Linked DNA regions of Homo sapiens: region 2 is linked to region 1. The links are chromatin loops, found by intact Hi-C in ENCODE. Cell type or tissue: heart left ventricle. All regions are shown on one strand. Each heading gives the region's core, and the rest is flanking DNA. Links, peaks and the distances in the headings are about the cores only.

Region 1 (9,015 bases), core at 481-8,480:
AATTTAAGTTGTAATTTACTGCAGTGTGGATATAAGTTGTTCTGGGATTTTCAAGTCCATTAATGAGAACCCAAGAGAACATTGGTTTCCATAAGGGAAATGATAATATCATTTTGGAAGATTTTTTTTTCATTATCATGAAAGCTGGATTATGGACTCATATTGCATATCAGCCCATAGTGCTCTTACTAAAAGCCTGTTAATCCTCAAGAACTATCACTGGAGACTTAACCCCAGCAGCAGCTGGAACAACAAAAGCAAGAGCTTTCTTTTCCTCTAATAGTCTGGCTAGTTTATGGTTTTCAGAAGGAAAAAAAAGGTTATATAATCAACACTTTTCAAGAAAATAGTAATTTAACAAGGCTGAAGCTACACCATTTGAAACTCAACATCTATCACCAAGCTCTTTGTGGATTTATGTGGCAGAGAGGAAAATGAAGCCTATGATCCTGATGAAAGCATGTTACCTGTCAATCACCACTTTTCTGAATCTTGCCTCCCTGCAGGGTGTGAAGGAGCATAAGTGTGGGATTTGTGGGCGGGAGTTCACCCTGCTGGCCAACATGAAGCGACACGTGCTGATCCACACCAACATCCGCGCCTACCAGTGTCACCTCTGCTACAAGAGCTTCGTGCAGAAGCAGACCCTCAAGGCACACATGATCGTCCACTCTGACGTGAAGCCTTTCAAATGCAAGGTGGGCAGTGGGACTAGAGAGGAACCAGAGGGTTGTGCAAATGCCTGATGGGAAAGGGTCCCCAGGGAGCCTTCTACTCTGTTTCATCAGTGGGGCTACGGGGGCTCAGAGTAGGTCCGTGGCCAACCCCAGGTCCCATCTGCCACTCTATCCCTCTCTGCACGCCCCACTTACATCATGCCAGGCTGGAGGTCCCTAAGGAGCCTGCCCTATTTGTCTCACTGTGGCATCCATGCCCAGGGGTAGAGCCAGGCACTAGGGAAAGGTCTGAGGGTGGAAGGCCCTTTTGGAGAAGGAGGCTGTTAAAGGATGCAAGTAATGTGGAGAGCCTTTGTTCTAGAGAGGAGAAGGCAAGTTTAGCCTTCTTCTCCTTACAAGGCAATGAGCAGGACATAGAAAAGAGTCAGAGAAGCTTCTAGCACAGCTTCCCCCCCACCCACCGCCACCTCCTCTCCTCTCCTTGCCTCTTGACACTTGGGCTGAGCCATATGTTTAGTTTGAGGGCAGGCCTCCTAGAGACGGTGAGAGGGATTCCAAAGCTAGCCCCTCAGAGGCCCTCAGAAATGCTTGCTGGGGCTGTGGAATAACTGCGAGCACAGTCACTTCAAGTGCCTTTCACCTATTGCTAAGTGCCATGTAGCACAGGGATGGAGCATCTTTGTTAAAATATCTGTTAGACTAATTTGGTTGGGTTTGTATTTCATCAGCCGAGAAAACGTGTGAGCTGGAGATTTGTAAAACCCAAGGCGCTGACGGGCATTACTCAGAAATGCTCCGGCTCCCCGAGGCTGTCCCCACCCCACAAGAGTGTTTCCTCTCTCTACTTCTAAAATGAGGAGAGAGCATTGGCCATGACTGGGTTTAATCCGAGTGATGTACTGGCCAAGTGTCATCCGGTCATGAAGAAGGCTGAGGGGGAAGAAGAGGGAAATTACCACATTCAGATATCGTTACAGCCCTTCTGTTTGAAATGGAGGTTTTTTCTCTCTGCTACTGGGTACCTAATCGGGTTCAAATGATACTCTGCTGATCTATATTCCTGAAGTGGGGTTCCCTGTTTCCAGGGACTGTTCCTGCTTTAATACCTCTGCAGTGTGGCCCCACTTGAAGGAATCCCCTGTGAAGCTGACTTCTTTCCTGTGTTGGCAACTCTTGGAAGGGGTGAGGGGTCAGACACCAGAGCTTCCCTAGACCTGTGTGGGCATTGTCCAGAGGTGGGAGAGGGAGGCTTCTCCCTCCAGCCCTTTTCCTGCCACCCACTTCTGTTTCCCCTCCTTTTCTTCATATTCCCAGTGGTTCGAAAGTCAATTTACATCCGTCTAAAGCAAGAATCAGCTTCATGCAGCACAGGCCACATATTTTTCAGGACTCAATGCAAAATGGAAATGCAAGGCTCCTTGTTCAAACATTACCAGGAGTTAAAGATGATGGAAGCAGAGCATTAAGCCAAACTCAGGAGCTTTCTGACTATGGGACCTTGTGTTGTATGCCCATGAAGTGAGGCCTTGGCTGCATGCAGCGATGGACTCCACGGCCTCCTCTTCTCTCTCTCTTTAGGGACTTCTTTCATTTCCTTCCCACTTCACTGAGCCCCCAGAGCACTTCACATTTCACAGAGCTGTTTCTTCTTGCAAAGGGTTTACTGTCTCCTACAATGGAGGTTCAAGCAGGTCTCTTTGCCATTCTTCATTCCTTGTGTTGAGTTTACTCTTGGGCTTCAAGCATTAACTGAATTTTTAATCTTATCAACTGATAGTGGTGGAGTCAAGTTGCTAAAATATGAAGAGAGCCATTAACATAGTTTATAATCCCCTGAAAATTCACATCTGTCAAGTTCAGCCATCTCCTACCTCCACCTCATCAATTCTGGTCCAGTAGCAGTGGTAAAACCAGGCAGAAAACGTTCCTGAAATATAGGGTTAGGTCAGGGGGCAAAGCCAGTGTAGGTTGTGTGTGGTTTGAGGGTACAAAGGCATTTCTGCTTCTCTACCCTCAGGGGCTTGGAGGACTTCTTGGACCAGGTAGTATCTGAGGATCTAGAGGGTTCTCTCTAGTATTAGTGCACAAGAAACTGCAAGGTGCTATGGAACCTGGGCCTTTGATGCAATGAGCAATCCCAGCTTGATGTTCAGGGCCTCCTTTCATGAACGATGGCTCCTTCCTGCTCCACTCCAATGATGGTGCATGTACATGGTCCAAAAGATGTTGGATGCTCAGCTTTACAGTTCAGAAACTATTTTACCCATTTCTTGAGGTTAGATGAGGCTCCATGTCTGGTCCACACCATCACAACCCATAAGAGAGTGGTTTATAAAGTAGAATGCCAGCTTTGAAACAATGCACAGCTTATATTTTACAATGGGAGAGATGGGCCTGGCACAGGAATTGGACTGGTCATTTGCAAAGGTTGCTTCTTCCTGTTGGTAAGTCCTCTCAGGAGACCTCACTAGAGGTCAGGAGGCTCCCTAGAGAGTGTCATCTATCATCAGACAAAAAGAATTGGATGTGAAAGGGCGTTCTTGTGAAGCAATGGAGAAGGTGGGCCTTCTCCATTCTTAGCCATTTGTGAAACAAGAATGAGTGTCAGCCACCTTGACTCACAGCCCTCTGTCTCTGAGACAGTGCTCAAAGCATACAGTCAGGGTCTTCCTCTCCCTGTCCCCATCTCCCATCAGTGTCACCCTGCTGGGTGCCCTCTTTGTACCATTGCCCTTCTTCATTTCAACAGACTTGCAGAGCATGTCTGGGTTTACAGATTATGTCACAAGGCTCTTTGCATTTGTAAACTAGCTCCAGGTCACATGGTGGCGTGAGCCATCTCAAGATGCTGTCCTGTGGTTCTTGCTTCCCAACTATGCTGTGCTAGATTCTTGGAAATTTGGCCTTGGTTGAAGGTTGTTGGGGATTTGGGAGTTGACAGAGGGATGGAGGGCCATTTGCCCATTGCAATGCAGTTCACAGCCATCTGAGAGACATGGCTGGCTGGCTGCTCCGTGGTGTTGGAGTACAAGCCAGGCAACTGAACTTGTGTTTTGTTGCCATAACAGGGAAGAGCCATCCACTTCATGTCTTGTGATTGACGTGGCTGGGCAGAAGAGGCAGTCTTCGTTCTCTCTCCTTTACCCAAAAACTCACAACAAGGAAGAGGCTTTTAGTAACAGAGTCTAATTTTGGGGGATTCTCACCATTAAAATTCCTTCTTAACATGCATCCTTCCTCCTGTCTCAATATGAACTGATCTTCTCCAGCCCAGTGCTCAGTGGAAACAGCTGTCCCTAGCACGCAGAAATGTTCACTCACTGTGGGATTAGGCATTAACAATAGGATGGAAAATTAGAGGAGAGGAAAGGTTTCCATTCCATGTTTCTTTTCTTTTTTTCCTTATAAAAAAGTTACTGCCCTTCTCGGCTCTTTTGCTGTTGGCTGGACTTTTGGACTCGTGCTTCTTGGAGCCAGCTGGAGTTTTTCCAGAGATCTGCGCCTGTAGACTTAAGCCACTTTTCAGAAATATGCTTCCCAGATTCTGGGTAAGCACACAGGGGTTGATTTGGAGCCTATCCTTGTAGTGGCCAAACTCCATAACAGCAAAGAACCAGCTGCCGTCTTCGGGAAACCTGTCCAGGAAAAACAGCCATCCAGAATTTCCGGGACAAATTCTCTTTTGAGATGGGTGAAGCCGGCAGCTGCCTAAGTTATGAATCACCAGGTCATCTGAAACCTTGTCTGTAGCAGAAGGCTGAAGGCCAGAGGGCAGAGCTGTCAGAATAGGGATGAGATCTCCCTGCAGAGGGGTTCCACCACTGTTGTCAAACTGGCTCCATTTTCCCCTCACTTTCTTTGACGCTCCAGGAAGGAAGAAACCAGATGGGGGGCTTTGAGGGGCCCAGTGTTTGGGGTCAGAGTTTTCAGGCTGGCATGGAGGGGGTTAAGGCAGTGACCAGATAGCAGCCTTTTGGCAGCAAAGCCCTCCTCAGCAGAAGGAAGGATATAGCCGTATGAACTGCCTGCTTAACAATGCCTCACATGTCCCCAGGGGACCGCCTGCAAATAGATTTCATCTTGCTTTCTCTTGTACTTTTCAAAGCTTCCTGTTTTCTCACGGTCCTTTTGGACAGTTTACAGTCTCTCTCTCCCTCCCTCCCTCTCTCTCCCTTTGAGGAAAGGAACACCCTTCTTATTAAAAGAGAGAGAGGGAGAAGAATGTGCGGGAAGGGCAGTTTCACGGAGGCCATTCTCCTCAGCTGCAGGCCACAGCTCTCTGACCTCTTCTCTCTGAATAGGAAAACACAGGCTTCCTGGTGCATCTCATTTTTAAAGCTCACACCAGGCTGGCTGGGGCGAGGCGGTGTGCTGCTTCTGGCCCCAGCCCAGTGGCTGCCCACTGCTATCACCCTGTCTCTGGCCACAGCCGACTTCTCCATGGCTGTCAGCATGGCCACTGGGGTTCATGGCAAGTGCCTGAGGTGCCTCCAGGCTCTGGACCAGGGAGGAGAAGGGTGCCAGGAGGCCGGGACGAGGAGGCCCGGAGCACACAGGCATCCGTCAGCTGTTCAAAGGGCAGACTAAGGATGGGGGAGCCAAATAACTCGGCCCTCTCCCAGCCCTGAACCTTGGATGAAGCCTCTTTTTCCATCCTCATTTCCTAGACCTGGGGCAGGCACAACCGCTTGCATTTCTACTACACTCCAAGTAGCCTGGTGGGTATATTTACTAAGCAGATTCCTCATTTGGCTCTTCCTTTAATATTCCCCTCATCTTCAAAGAGCTTTCCATTTCTGGAATGTAAAAGAATCTACTATATACACCATAATGATAGTAAAAAGAGCTAATATTTATTGAGCTCTTACTATTTGCCAAGTCCTTCTTGTGAATTATCTCACTTGATCCTCACAACAACCTTCATAGGAAACAATGACTATTATCAACATTATACAGAAGAGAAAATGGAGCAAGCTCTCTGTCCTTCTGTGTCTACACCTCCTCTCACTACTCTGACATCTCAAAGCCTAATAACCCATGCAACCCACGTTTAAAGGGCACTTTAAAATATTTTTTTCCATTTTTTATTAAATTTTGAAGTCTACCTCCATCTTAAAAAGCGGGTGGATGGAGAAGCTGAGATTTCATGTCAAGACACACTGACGGTGTTCCTTGGAGTGACCGAGAGGTCAAGCGGGGGCACGCTGGTGGAGATGCGCACCTGCGCAATGAGATCAGAGTCCTCACCACTCCAGCGGCTTCCTGAACCAACATCCACTCCTATTTTCATCTCCACAGACCTTGGCAGAGATGATTCAGCAGGTCCTGCTTGGGCACACTCTTAGCTTCACATCACATGATTTAAGGAGACCTTGACTTCAATGGCTGCTTTTCTCTGGAGAAGAACCTAGAGATTTGGTGGTCCTTCCTATCCATTCCTCCTCCCTCTCGTCTAACTCCCATCCCCTAGTGTGACAATTCTGCTTGGGGCTCACATCTCAGGCTCCACCCAAGAGCACTGTGATTCACTGGCCCCATCCTCTTTCTCTGGCCTCTCTTTACTAACAGTGTGTGAGAGGTTTCTCTCTTGAGTTTCACAGACATAAAATATCTCCATACACTTGGGTGTTTTCAGATGAGGACAATCTTCTGTGAAAGATGAGAAGGCCAAGTGTTCTGGATAAGAACCTAAAGGCTTGGTGGAAGGTCAGAGGCTGAGAGGAAGAAGCTAAGTACCTACCGCCCAGGTGTGAATGGAGCCCGAGTATCTCAGGTCCTGTGTTAATTGGCTCTATCCTTCTGCCACTGAGGAGTTTAGTTTGAAAACTAATAGGTTTTGTGGGAAAAGGATGAGAGCTGGTGATGGCTGCTTTTTAGAATTTTGCATGAAGTAATGATATTTCTCTGACTTGTTTATTTCCCCAACCAAAGACTTAGGCATTCAGAAGTGTACCATATGTGTAGTCCTGTGCTTGATACTGAGTTGGCTGCAAAGAAAAGGAAGTCAGCTCATTGGAGACTCCCTGGGATGCTGTTTAGAGCCCAGACACCATTTTACCAGGCGCTCACCCCTGTGCATGGAGTTGGGGAAGGGAAATAGATGGGACCTTGGGGCAGGTGAATTGCAAGGTCTACAGTACCCCAAGGTCCCAGAAGGTGTGGCAGCAACAAGAATTTGATCATTGTCACAATAGTAGTTACCTTACTTGTGGTGTAAGGTTGACTGAAGTGTCTGAAAATATCTTATGAAGAGACTTTATCTTTGTGTACAACAAACTGCACTCTACACATTTTTCACAGTTAGGCTAAAATTCCATCCCCTTTCCAAAACCTTCTCAGACCAGTTCAGTTTCTAAGGCTTCAGCAACCACAGATAATAACTGAAAGAATTTCTCTCATCATGCGAGCCAAGTGCAGAAGGTGCTTGTCACTTCTTTTCAATGACCTCTTTCTGGCCTATAGGACCACCAGACCCCGTTCATGCCTGGACTAGTGCAGTAGCCTAATTGATCTTCTGGCCTTCAGCTTCTCTCCCGCTACATGCCTTGTCCTTAACCACTCATGGCTTTTCCTTTGATCAATTCTTCCGTGGCTATGTTTCCCACCCCTTTCCTCACTCAGCAGATGCTTACTGAGGAACTATGATGTGTCACGCCAATACTAGGCAGATAATAAATAAAAAAGCAGGCAAAGCTTTAATGCATGTTGCAGTCTCCTGAGTGAGAACATATCTGAACCAAATACTGGTTATACTCAGCAATTGTAACAGCAGCTTCACTCCAAATAACCAGGAACCATCCCACAATCCAAATGAGGTAAGCTTTTTCTAAAAATGACCCGTGACTGGAAATCCCTAATGTAGAATCTCTAGGTTCAAAGCTTCTTTTTGGCCTGGCATGGTGGCTTACCCCTGTAATCCCAGCACTTTGGGAGGCTGAGGCGGATGGATCACTTGAGGTCAGGAGTTTGGGACCGGCCTGGCCAACATGGCCAGAGATCCCCATCTCTACTAAAAATACAAAAATTAGCCAGGCGCCTGTAGTCCCAGCTACTTGGCAGGCTGAGGCACGAGAATCACTTGAACCTGGGAAGTGGAGGCTGCAGTGAGCCAAGGTGGCACCACTGCACTCCAGCCTTGACAACAGAGCGAGACTCCATCTCAAAAAAAAAAAAAAACCTTTCAGCCATGATGGTGGAGAAGTGGGCAAATTAAGCTAATAAATACAACTCTAATAGAACTTTTATACATGTGCATGCTGAGCCACAGATTGATACATCTTAATAAATTATCTCAATTGAGAATAAAAGAGTCATCTATCTTACATATTGCTTTTCTTGAGAAAGTTGGAATTAGACCAATTCTGTCATCCTTTTCCCCTCTTAGGTCACCATTTTCAAATGAATGTGGTGTGCAGGTGCTCTGTCTGGATGCTGAGCTTGGAACCCCACCCTGTAGGCCAAATTCATTCATGCTAGTAAGAGAGAGCAAAAGTGAGGAAAGTACTTACAATTCTCAAACATGAATCATTCAAGAATACAGAACCAGCCATTTATTATCCATACATGGACCCAGCATTCTTCTACGCTAAACTCCCCAAATCATCATTTGAGAGGTCTATCTACTCTTTCAAGACGAGCTCAACACTCATCTCCCATAGCCAACTAATGAAATTATTGCCTTCATTAATAAAAATTAGTCCAGAATCCCCAGCATTGGCCCTAAAAATATATCTCAGTGAGAAAGGAAAACTGGTGTAAGCCTCAGAGGATGCCTCACCCTGAGTGTCTCTGTGGCCTCTCTCACTACATAGTGCAGCCCCAGCTCCACTGGCCTCTGAGGTTGGGGAGGGAAGGAGAATTCTCCTCCCTTAACATTCTTGTCCAATCACAGACACAAAATCACTGTTTGCATTCCTCCTGCCACAGCCAAGGAAGGGCTGAAATTGTCCTGTTCTAGTAAGGCTTGGGGACAACAAAAGCACCCCCAGAGAAGTCTGCTTCTGGGTTGCGCTTTCTGCATATACAAAATCACCTGTGAGAAGAAAGTTCTGCTCCTCTTCCAAAAGCAGTTGGAGAACCAGTTGTCCTTCATGTATTTGCACTTTGATTGAAATAGAGAGAATGACGAGAAAGAAAGAAAGAGTATAAAACATGCTTACTTCCTGTACACCTGAGATACTACTCTCACTACTTCAAATTTCTACCCAGAGAAAAGACACACTCCTTCCTTAGATGATTTTTCATTTTTTTATCTTTGAAATCCATGCCAGTAATTAGAAAATAAAGCAACTTAAAAAGCATTGTCTGATACATTGTATACAATAATACAGTGTATTAT
Region 2 (9,015 bases), core at 713-8,712, 65 kb before region 1:
TACCTTACCTGGATCCTTTGGGATCCCAATTTAAAATGGTCATGATTTATTAAAATCCTGACTTCTGGTGGATTACAGGTCTTGCCTTTTGCCTCCTGGCCCCAGGAATTTACCAAAAATGAATTTCTTTAGGCTTAGCAAATGTTCTTAGAGCAAAATCAGATTCAGATGTTGGTTTTACTCTCTAGGTTCTCCTCTTCTTGATTTTCTTTTTGTAATTCCTCAATATATTGTTAATACTTTGATTCTTTTAAGAAGTTTTTTTTATATTTCATTCAGTTCTTTATGTTTCCTTAGTGGGAGGATTGGTCCAAATTTTCTAATCATCAATTATTGTGAGTAGAAGTTTCAGTTTATGTATTTATCAGCAGGAAAAATATCTTTCATAGCTTTCTATTTCTACTTTATGTTTATGAAATTGTTAGTCACTATAAAGCACTTTATATATACCAAGAATACATATATATATATATATATATATATATATATATATATATATATATATATATAAAACATATCCTACAGAACCAAAATTGTTATGTAGCATTTATCAAGTCCCTTTAAAGACCCAATCCGGTATGATATGAAATTGTTTATAATATAATTTTAAGTCGTGACTACTTCAGGTGTTTGATATTCAGTATGATAAATGTGTGCTTTACCAACTCATAAAAATATAATGGAAGATTCAGTGATCTATATATAACATACATACATAATATCATATCCCACCAAGTGTGCTTATTCATCCCACTGAATGAAAGTGTATTCCCCTTCCCTGGCCTCTTTCAGGTCTTTTCTCTATCCTCATCTTCTCAATGAAGACTTTCCTATATATCCTATTTAAAATTGCAAACTCCCCCACCCTATTCCTGCATTTCTTAATCTCTTCTTGTTTTTCGCTTTTCTCCATCATACATACTTATATACTAAACATTATATATCCTGGCTCTATCTATCACTGCCTCTGCAATCTTGGTAAATCTACTTAACATCTCAATTCCTCATTTTCCCTAGGTATAAAACAGCATGAAGAAAAGCATCCAACTCTTCTTCATCTGGATGCCTCACAGTGAGTATGGTGATAGATCACAAAGGGGGTTAAATTTTAATAAGATTGTTACCATTATTGTTGCATAATAGCATTTTTTATATTAATGTGCTGGATTGTAAGAAATGACCACAAATTCCTCCTATCTATATATGCACAAATACAGTCTAATCTTCATTCTCTTATATCTGGATAGCCTTATGACCTGCTTTGTGGTGGAAATGACACTGTATGTTTTAATTGCAGGCTTCAAGAGCCTATGTAGCATCCACTCTTACCCTCCTAGAACCCTGAGACATTTATGTGAAAAAGTCTGGGATAGCCTTCTTGAGAATGAGAGACGACATGAGAAGAGAGGCCCAGCCAACTTCTTGCATCGATTGCCAGTGAGTGAGAATGTCTTCGACCATATAATCCCAGTCAAGCCACTGGAAGAATGCAACCACCTAGGTAACAATAAACAAGACCAGCAGAAGAGCTGCCCATCAATCCCAGCCCCAACTGCTGACCCATAGAACCATGAGAAAATAAATAGAAAACTGAGACAGAAACTATTTGCTAAAGAGCAAAATTGACTAAGTCTTAGAAAATATTTGAATAGTTATTTGTCCAAGAAGCAAAAGAATAAAAGTTATACTCCCTTTTATAGTAATAAACCCCTACCTACCCAACTTTTCTGCAGATAATAATTTAAAACTTCAGAAAAATAGAAAAATATCTGAGGGCAAATAAAAACAGGCAGATATTACAGAAGAGTCTATACTTGAAGAAGGAAATACCACGAGTTAAGTTTTATGTTTTTCTTTTTTGTAGCTTTTATCCTGAGAGCAGGCTATAGCTGGTGCGACATGGGGGGTCACTGAAACTCAGATAGAAACCCACAGTTTTCCTGGCTTGCAGAACCAAATGTCAGAGTTCAAGGTGGCCACAGCTTCTTGAAAATAAGAGGGAAATTCCATGAAGGAGATAATCAGAGAGAAAGAAAGAGAGAGAAAGAGAGAGAGAGAGGGAGAAAGAGAGGACACCCAAATGTTGCCTAGAAATTTCTGGTTGAACCCTATGTCTCACATTTGTGGGACAGAGCTCAGGCCTCTCAGCTGAGGCTAAGAAAACAACTTGGATTTGAGCTGCTGCCTACTTCAGGGCATACAGAATTTGCAATTTGAATTCAGCCAAGATACCTGCCTGCCTAGAAAAAGCTGCACAATATTCTTTAGAACAGCATAACAGAATACAGAGTCTCTTCAATATATCATTTATAATAGACAGAATACATTCCAAAATTGCTCAACATTTGAAGAAAAAAAAAGACCCATTCTGAAGAGAAAAAAGAACAATTTGAAGATAATACAGGTGATAGAATTGGCAGACTAGATTTTAAAGTGGTTATTGTAGCTATACTTAAGGACATAAAGAAAAACATATTCCTAATGAATGAAAAGATAAGAAAGCTCAATAAAGAACTAAAAACTATTTTTTTCTTAAAAGAACCAAATAAAAATTCTAGAATTAAAAATTACAGTATCTAAAATAAAAAATTTACTGATTGGCCTTAACAGTAAAATAGAAATAACAGAAAAGTTAGTAAGCTTTAAAATCATTCAATAGAAGTTATTCAATGTGCAGAACAGAGAGAAGAGACATTGAAAAACAATGGGCAGGTCCTCTGGGAACAGTGGACAATATCAATAGGTCTAATACGTATGTAACTGGAGTCTGAGAAGGAGAAGAGAAAAAAATTGGTCAGAAAAAATATTTGAAAAAAAGTAAAAGGTGAAAATTATTCAAATTTAGAGAAAGGCATAAAGTTACAAATTTAGGAAGGAGAGCAATCCCCAAGCAGAAGAGGATTAAACACACACCTACACATGCCCACACACACACAGGAACATCAGAGTCAAACTGCTAAAAACCAGAGAACACAAAGGATCTTATTGTAGACTCATTCTACACCAAATAAAATACTACATCCAGAGTTTCATGAACTGTTTTTATTCAGGAAATTTTCAGTGTAGGATAAATTGCTGCTTTTCACTGGAGACACAAATCCTGGGTGTGAGGAGTTCATCCACACAGTCAGGGCCCCAGGAGGTGGGTGGTTGAGGAGGAGACTACCAGTCTTTCACTTCCATTTCAGCTGGGGAAGAGCTTCTGGAGGAGACAGGATGCTGTGAGCTCTCTGGAAGACAGAAAGATTTTGACATAAATAACTCTAAAATCAGGGAAAGAGAAGTGAGATCCTCATGGTAATCTTGAGAATGACCCAACCAGAGAATCTAGTGCCTTGGAGCCAAGGGAGTTTTTGAAATGGAATTAGCAGAAAGAAATCTGGGGGGAATGGGGAAGGCCCAGAAGATTTTGATCCTTACAGCATGTATTTCCTCATATGCTTTCCCTCCTTTCTCCCACAATTTAGCATAACCCTATTCAGGGTGGATCACTTTGAAACATAGGGAGGTAGATTCTTTCCCTTCCTTTTCACCAATAGATCAGAGATGTCTGGAGGTAGCTGCCTTGGGGAATGTGTGGCCTTGTTTTGACAAATGTGGACCTCTTAGTTCATAGAGGATGATGTTAATAATTGAAAACAAATAAATAACAAAACCTCCAAATGTAAACCCAAAGTTTGCTGCTTGTTATAATTATGTTTTTCATACTAGACTAGAAATAAGGCTATTGTGTTTTTGTTTGTAGTGTAAGCCTCTTTTTCTCTTTTTATTGCCCCTCCCTTACTTCTTCATCCCTCCATCCCACACCATCTTGTTTTAGGGGCAATATTCCCAAGGGAAGGTAGTAGTCCAAGAAATAGCTGGAGGCTGGTTGCCTGAGGTTGAGGCAAGGGCCTGGTGTGATCCCAGGCTGAACACCAGTGGGGAATAGTGCAATCCAGCAACATTATGGCCGGTCTTTCAGCCCGTCTGCAGCTCTTCCTGGAACACAGGCCTTTTCCTGTGTTTGAACTCACCGCCAATGGCTGTCCTACCAAAGGTAAACAGCAGCAGTCTAAGCAAACTACTCTGTTTCCAAAAGAAAGCTTTTAACTTTTCTTCTGGAGGAGGCAGGAGGGGGTTGTTTGAGGACTGGGTGGAGGAGAGAGAGGAGGTTAGACCAGAGGAAACACAAGTGACCCTGGAGCCTTGCCCTGCTGTGTTTCTTTCTTTTCTTTTCTTTTTTTTTTCTTTTCACCGCTCTCATTATTTTTGGCTGGCTCCTTTGTGCGTGCTGCCTCTATTCACTGACAGCTGCTTTGAACATCAGTCATATCAGGTCATGTGCCAAGCTGTGCGCCTCTGGTCACATCGCTCTGAGGCCTTGGGTTTTTTAGCTTCAAAGCATCTCACAAGCAGCGACCCGCCTCCTTCGGGGAGGGTGTTAAAAAAAAGGGGAAGCTTGGGACAGACTCATGAAACCTCTGGTGTTAAGGCTGGAAGCTTCGATCTCGTTTTGCAGAGGAAGAAATTAGGACTGAAGAAGTGTGGCAGAGGCCTACTTCCAGGGCCTTGTGGTCAGGACCGGGGGTAGAAGCCAGATCTATTCTTATCTAGTCTGAAGGTGTTCTTCCCACTCTTTGGATTTCAAACCAGATTTCTTAAGAAGTCTTAGCCTACCTCAAATGTGTCTCATTGATGATGATATTTTGAGAGCGAGGTGGGTGAAGGGGTGGGGCAAGGCGAATGCCCCATGGACAGAAACATCCTCCTCCTCCAAGTGAAGCCTCTTCTCTTTGGTCTCATTTACTCACATATTCATTCATTCAAAGTTGCTTGTTGAACAAATTTCACATGCCAAGTGTCTTCCAGACACCGGAATACAGCAGTGACCCAGCAAAGTCTGATTCCCATGAAGCTTACATTCTGTTGTTTGAATTTGTTTCCAAGGAGGATTATTTTTTGGTGAAAGAGTTCTGTTGATTTTTTTTCTCCTTTAAACAAAATAACATCTTTTCAACATCTAGCCTTCAGAGTATTAACTGGCATTCGTTAAGGACTTGCAACACTAGGTATAGTCACCATCTAAAGCAAATTAGCTGCTTATCTTCTAACCCATGGTAATGTAAAATCTATGAAGAAAAGACACCTAAAAAGAAAACTTGCCTAGACAGCATCACCTCCACTCACTAACAAATGTGGGAAAGAAATAAACAAGTCGATGGCGTAGTTGGTGAGTTAAACTCCTGTGGCTTGTAGTCTACAAAGGGACACTAATACATTCACTTTTTTGTTATCTCATATACGATACAGGGTGGTGAAAAAATACGTGACTATTTTACAGCAGACCCCTTGGTTGGTGGTGTGGTGAAGGTGGATGCAGCAGTTAACAGCCTTAGTCAGTTTCAGAGTCAAACTTTGAGAGCCACCCACCTGTGAATATTCCCACCTGGGATATTTGGTTTGAAAAGTTAGAGCCAAAATTGTAAACTAGCAGCCTCTCAGCTGCTGAGTATATCACTTATCTTTTGTTACATAACAAATTATACCAACACTTGCTGGTTTTAAAATAAATGTTTATTATCTTATAGTTTCTATAGGGCAGGAATTCAGAAACAGCTTATCTGAGTGGTTTGGCTGAGGATCTCTGATGAGGTTGCATTCAGTGTGGCAGGGGCTGCCATGGTCTAAAAGTGTGACTGGGCTGGATGCTGGATCCATTGCCAAGACAGTGCACTCAAAAGGCTGTTAGTGGGAGCCTCAGTTTCTCTCCATGTGGCCCTCTCCATAGATTACTTGGGTATCCTCATGACATGGCTGCTAATTTCCCCCCAAAGCAAGCAATCCAAGAAAGTGTAAAAAAGGAGGGAACCCCAATGCCTTCAGTGACTATGTCTTCTAAGTCCCTTACTGTCACTTCTGCCTTATCCTGCTTTTATGTCCAACTCACACTGAAAGGATAGGTAATTAGATGTCATCTCTCAAAGAAAGGAACATCAAAGAATTTGGGGACGTATTTTAAAACCCTAACACTAGGTCCCCTTCACACATATAATTTATTTTTTTCTTAAGTTATTTTATTTTATTTTATTTTGAGAGGGTCTTGCTCTGTTGCCAAGGCTTGAGTGCAGCGGGGTTATCACTGCTCACTGCATCCTTGACCTCCCAGGCTCAAGCAATCCTCTCACCTCAGCCTCCCAAGTAGCTGGGACCACAGGCGTGCACCACTCTGCCCAGCTAATTTTCTTATTTTTTGGCCAGGCGCAGTGGCTCATGCCTGTAATCCCAGCACTTTGGGAGGCCAAGGCAGGCGGATCATGAGGTCAGGAGATCGAGACCATCCTGGCTAACATGGTGAAACCCCGTCTCTACTAAAAATATACAAAAAATTTGCCGGGTGTGGCGGTGGGCAGCTGTAGTCCCAGCTACTGGGGAGGCTGAGGCAGGAGAATGGCGTGAACCTGGGAGGCGGAGCTTGCGGTGAGCCAAGATTGGGCCACTGCACTCCAGCCTGGGTGACAGAGTGAGACTCCATCAAAAAAAAAAAATTAAATTAATTTTCTTATTTTTCTCCTGTAGAGACGGGTCTTGCTATGTTGACCAGGCTGGTTTCAAACTCCTGGCCTCAAGCAATTCTATGGTCTTGGCTGCCCAAAGTGTTGGGATTACAAGCCTGAGCCACCATGTCTGGCCCAATTCTAAAATTTTTAAATTGTAGATTCCACATAAGTATTCAGATTTTTTTCTTACTTTTTAAAAAAAATATGGTCACACTAGGCCTATGTGCTCACAAAACACTTTATATTGAACACAAACTCTTTAATTTGCCATACTCCCCACCAAATCCTCTGTATTAAACATAGCACACTTATTTAACACATGTGTGTTACCTGCTTGGATGATTTAAAAAGTTGAGTTTAGAGCTAAATACTGATCTAGATTTAATGAGACTGGAAGACATGGCAATGGAATTGAAGAAAGAAGCCTGACCCCTGGTGTGAGTTGAATCCCAGAAGATTGGGAAATGAGACACGTTGTGGGTTTTCTTAGAGTGGCAGCAACCTTGCATTACACCTGCATAGGACTGTAGAGATGACAGGGGCAACTGTGGCGATCTGGGCGTGAGGCAATAGTCAAATAGATTTGGCAGACATTCTTGTGGTGGAACTTGACACTGAGTGTGTAGAGTCACCAGGGGAACCAGCCCCCTTGAGAGGACCATGAATGACCCAGCGTGGATAAAGGCTCGGTGCTGTCTTCCTGAAACTGCCTGAGCCCTAGGTCTGGGACTACCTAAGGAAGGATCCATGTGGGATCCATTAAAAATAATGATATAGAACTGTTAGCCAACTTTGTCAAGGAGGGGAACTCTAATCATATTTAATTTAATGTATAAAAATAAATAAAGTTATTTCCTGTCCCTGGTGTGCCACAGACACATAAATAAGCATTTAGAATGCTTGAAGAGAGCCTACAAGCAGAGGAAAAGGCTTTACAACCTCTCTGGAGGAGACTGTGAAAAGGTGAGCTTTACTAAATTACGGAAATGAATACTGGAGAATGATTAGCCTAATAATAAACCCACAGTTGACAGTGCACTCAAAAGGCTGTTAGTAGGAGCCCTCCGTTTCTCTCCATGTGGATCTCTCCATGGGTTACCTGGGTATCCTCATGACATGGCTGCTAATTTACCCCCAAAGCAAGCAATCCAAGAGAGAATAAACAAGGTCATGCCTGTAATCCCAGCACTTTGGGAGGCTGAGGCAGGCAGATTATCTGAGGTCAGGAGTTCGAGACCAGCCTGGCCAACATGATGAAACCCTGTCTCTACTAAAAACACAAAAATTAGCTGTGCATGGTGGCACGTGCCTGTAATCCCAGCTACTAGTGGTGGCTGAGGCAGGAGGATCACTTGAACCTGGGAGGCAGAGGTTGCAGTGAGCTGAGATTGTGCCATTGCACTCCAGCCTGGGCAACAGAGCGAGACTCTGTCTCAAAAAAAAAAAAAAAAAAAAAAGAGTAAACAAGGAGGACTTGTTTTACTTGTAGTATGACTACAGCCATTCCCCAACTTAAAAATGTTTGTTTGCTCATACCAGATATTTGGAGCTCAGACTGCATGTTCCTTGGTGGTTAAGTCCGCAAGCCAGTTGTGATATGGTGAAATATATATTTGGCCTTGGTCCTCATTTCCTGGCATACAACTCCTAAAATCCTTGGAATCTTCAAAATGATGTGTCTTTTGGTATGCTAATGAGTTGACTGGTGGCCGGCAGCCCAAGGTAGCTTCAGAATGGGGGCTGGTCACAGGAAAGACCAAGTTGTAATTACAGAATTGGGACTCTCAGCCTCACCCCCCTACCTCCAGGAAGGGGAGAGGGGCTGAAGGTTAAATTGATATCAATGGCCAATGACTTACCCAATCATGCCAATATAATGAAACTTTCATAAAAACCCAAAAGGACTGGGTTTGAGAGCTTCTGGATGGCATGCCCAGAGAGGACATGGAAGTTTCGCCCTCCTTCTTCCATATTTTGCCCTATCCAACTCTTCATCTGGTGTTCATTGGTATCCTTTGTAATATCCTTAATAATAAACTAGTAAATGTAAGTAACCTGAGTTCTGTGAGCTACTCTAGCAAATTAATTGAACCTGAGGAGGGGGTCATGGGCATACTGATTTATAGCTGATTAGTCAGAAGTACAGGTGAAACAACCTGGGGCTTTTGATTGGCATCTGAAGTGGAGGAAAGTATCATAGGACTGAATCCTCAACTTGTGGGATCTGATACTGTCTCTAGGTAGATAGTGTGGACACTGAATTGAATTAGGACACCCTACTGGTGTCTACTGAAGAATTGGTTGATTCCTAGGTGTGTGGGGAAAACTCTCATACATCTGGTGTCAGAAGTGTTCTGTGTTGTGAAAGCATAGCAGGAAAAACTGAGAGTTTCTTTCCTATATCCCCAGACTAGTTCTTAAAACCATATGTGCTGGAACTCTGTTATAACACCAGCAATCTACAAAGTGTAACAGT

Evidence for each region. Peaks named below come from ENCODE experiments on the same cell type or tissue, not always from the same donor. Only the 100,000 strongest peaks of a DNase experiment are listed, where the experiment ranks them.
Region 2: it touches region 1 in a loop (4-fold over the local background); 44 of 110 quality-filtered maps call a loop at or near these places.

What each region holds. Positions count from the first base shown.
Region 1 is chr5:72,448,087-72,457,101 of GRCh38, reverse strand. It overlaps ZNF366 (zinc finger protein 366), which reads left to right. Exons shown (of 5, transcript NM_152625.3): 3 at 507-698. Among named protein-coding and RNA genes, the nearest start is that of ZNF366, 55 kb to the left of the region's middle. In heart left ventricle, for the core only: no CTCF peak of the experiment used is centred there; DNase peaks (open chromatin) are centred at 4,421, 4,721 and 5,131; H3K27ac peaks cover 6,807 bases.
Region 2 is chr5:72,513,524-72,522,538 of GRCh38, reverse strand. No RefSeq gene overlaps it. Among named protein-coding and RNA genes, the nearest start is that of ZNF366, 11 kb to the right of the region's middle. In heart left ventricle, for the core only: no CTCF peak of the experiment used is centred there; a DNase peak (open chromatin) is centred at 4,368; H3K27ac peaks cover 2,607 bases.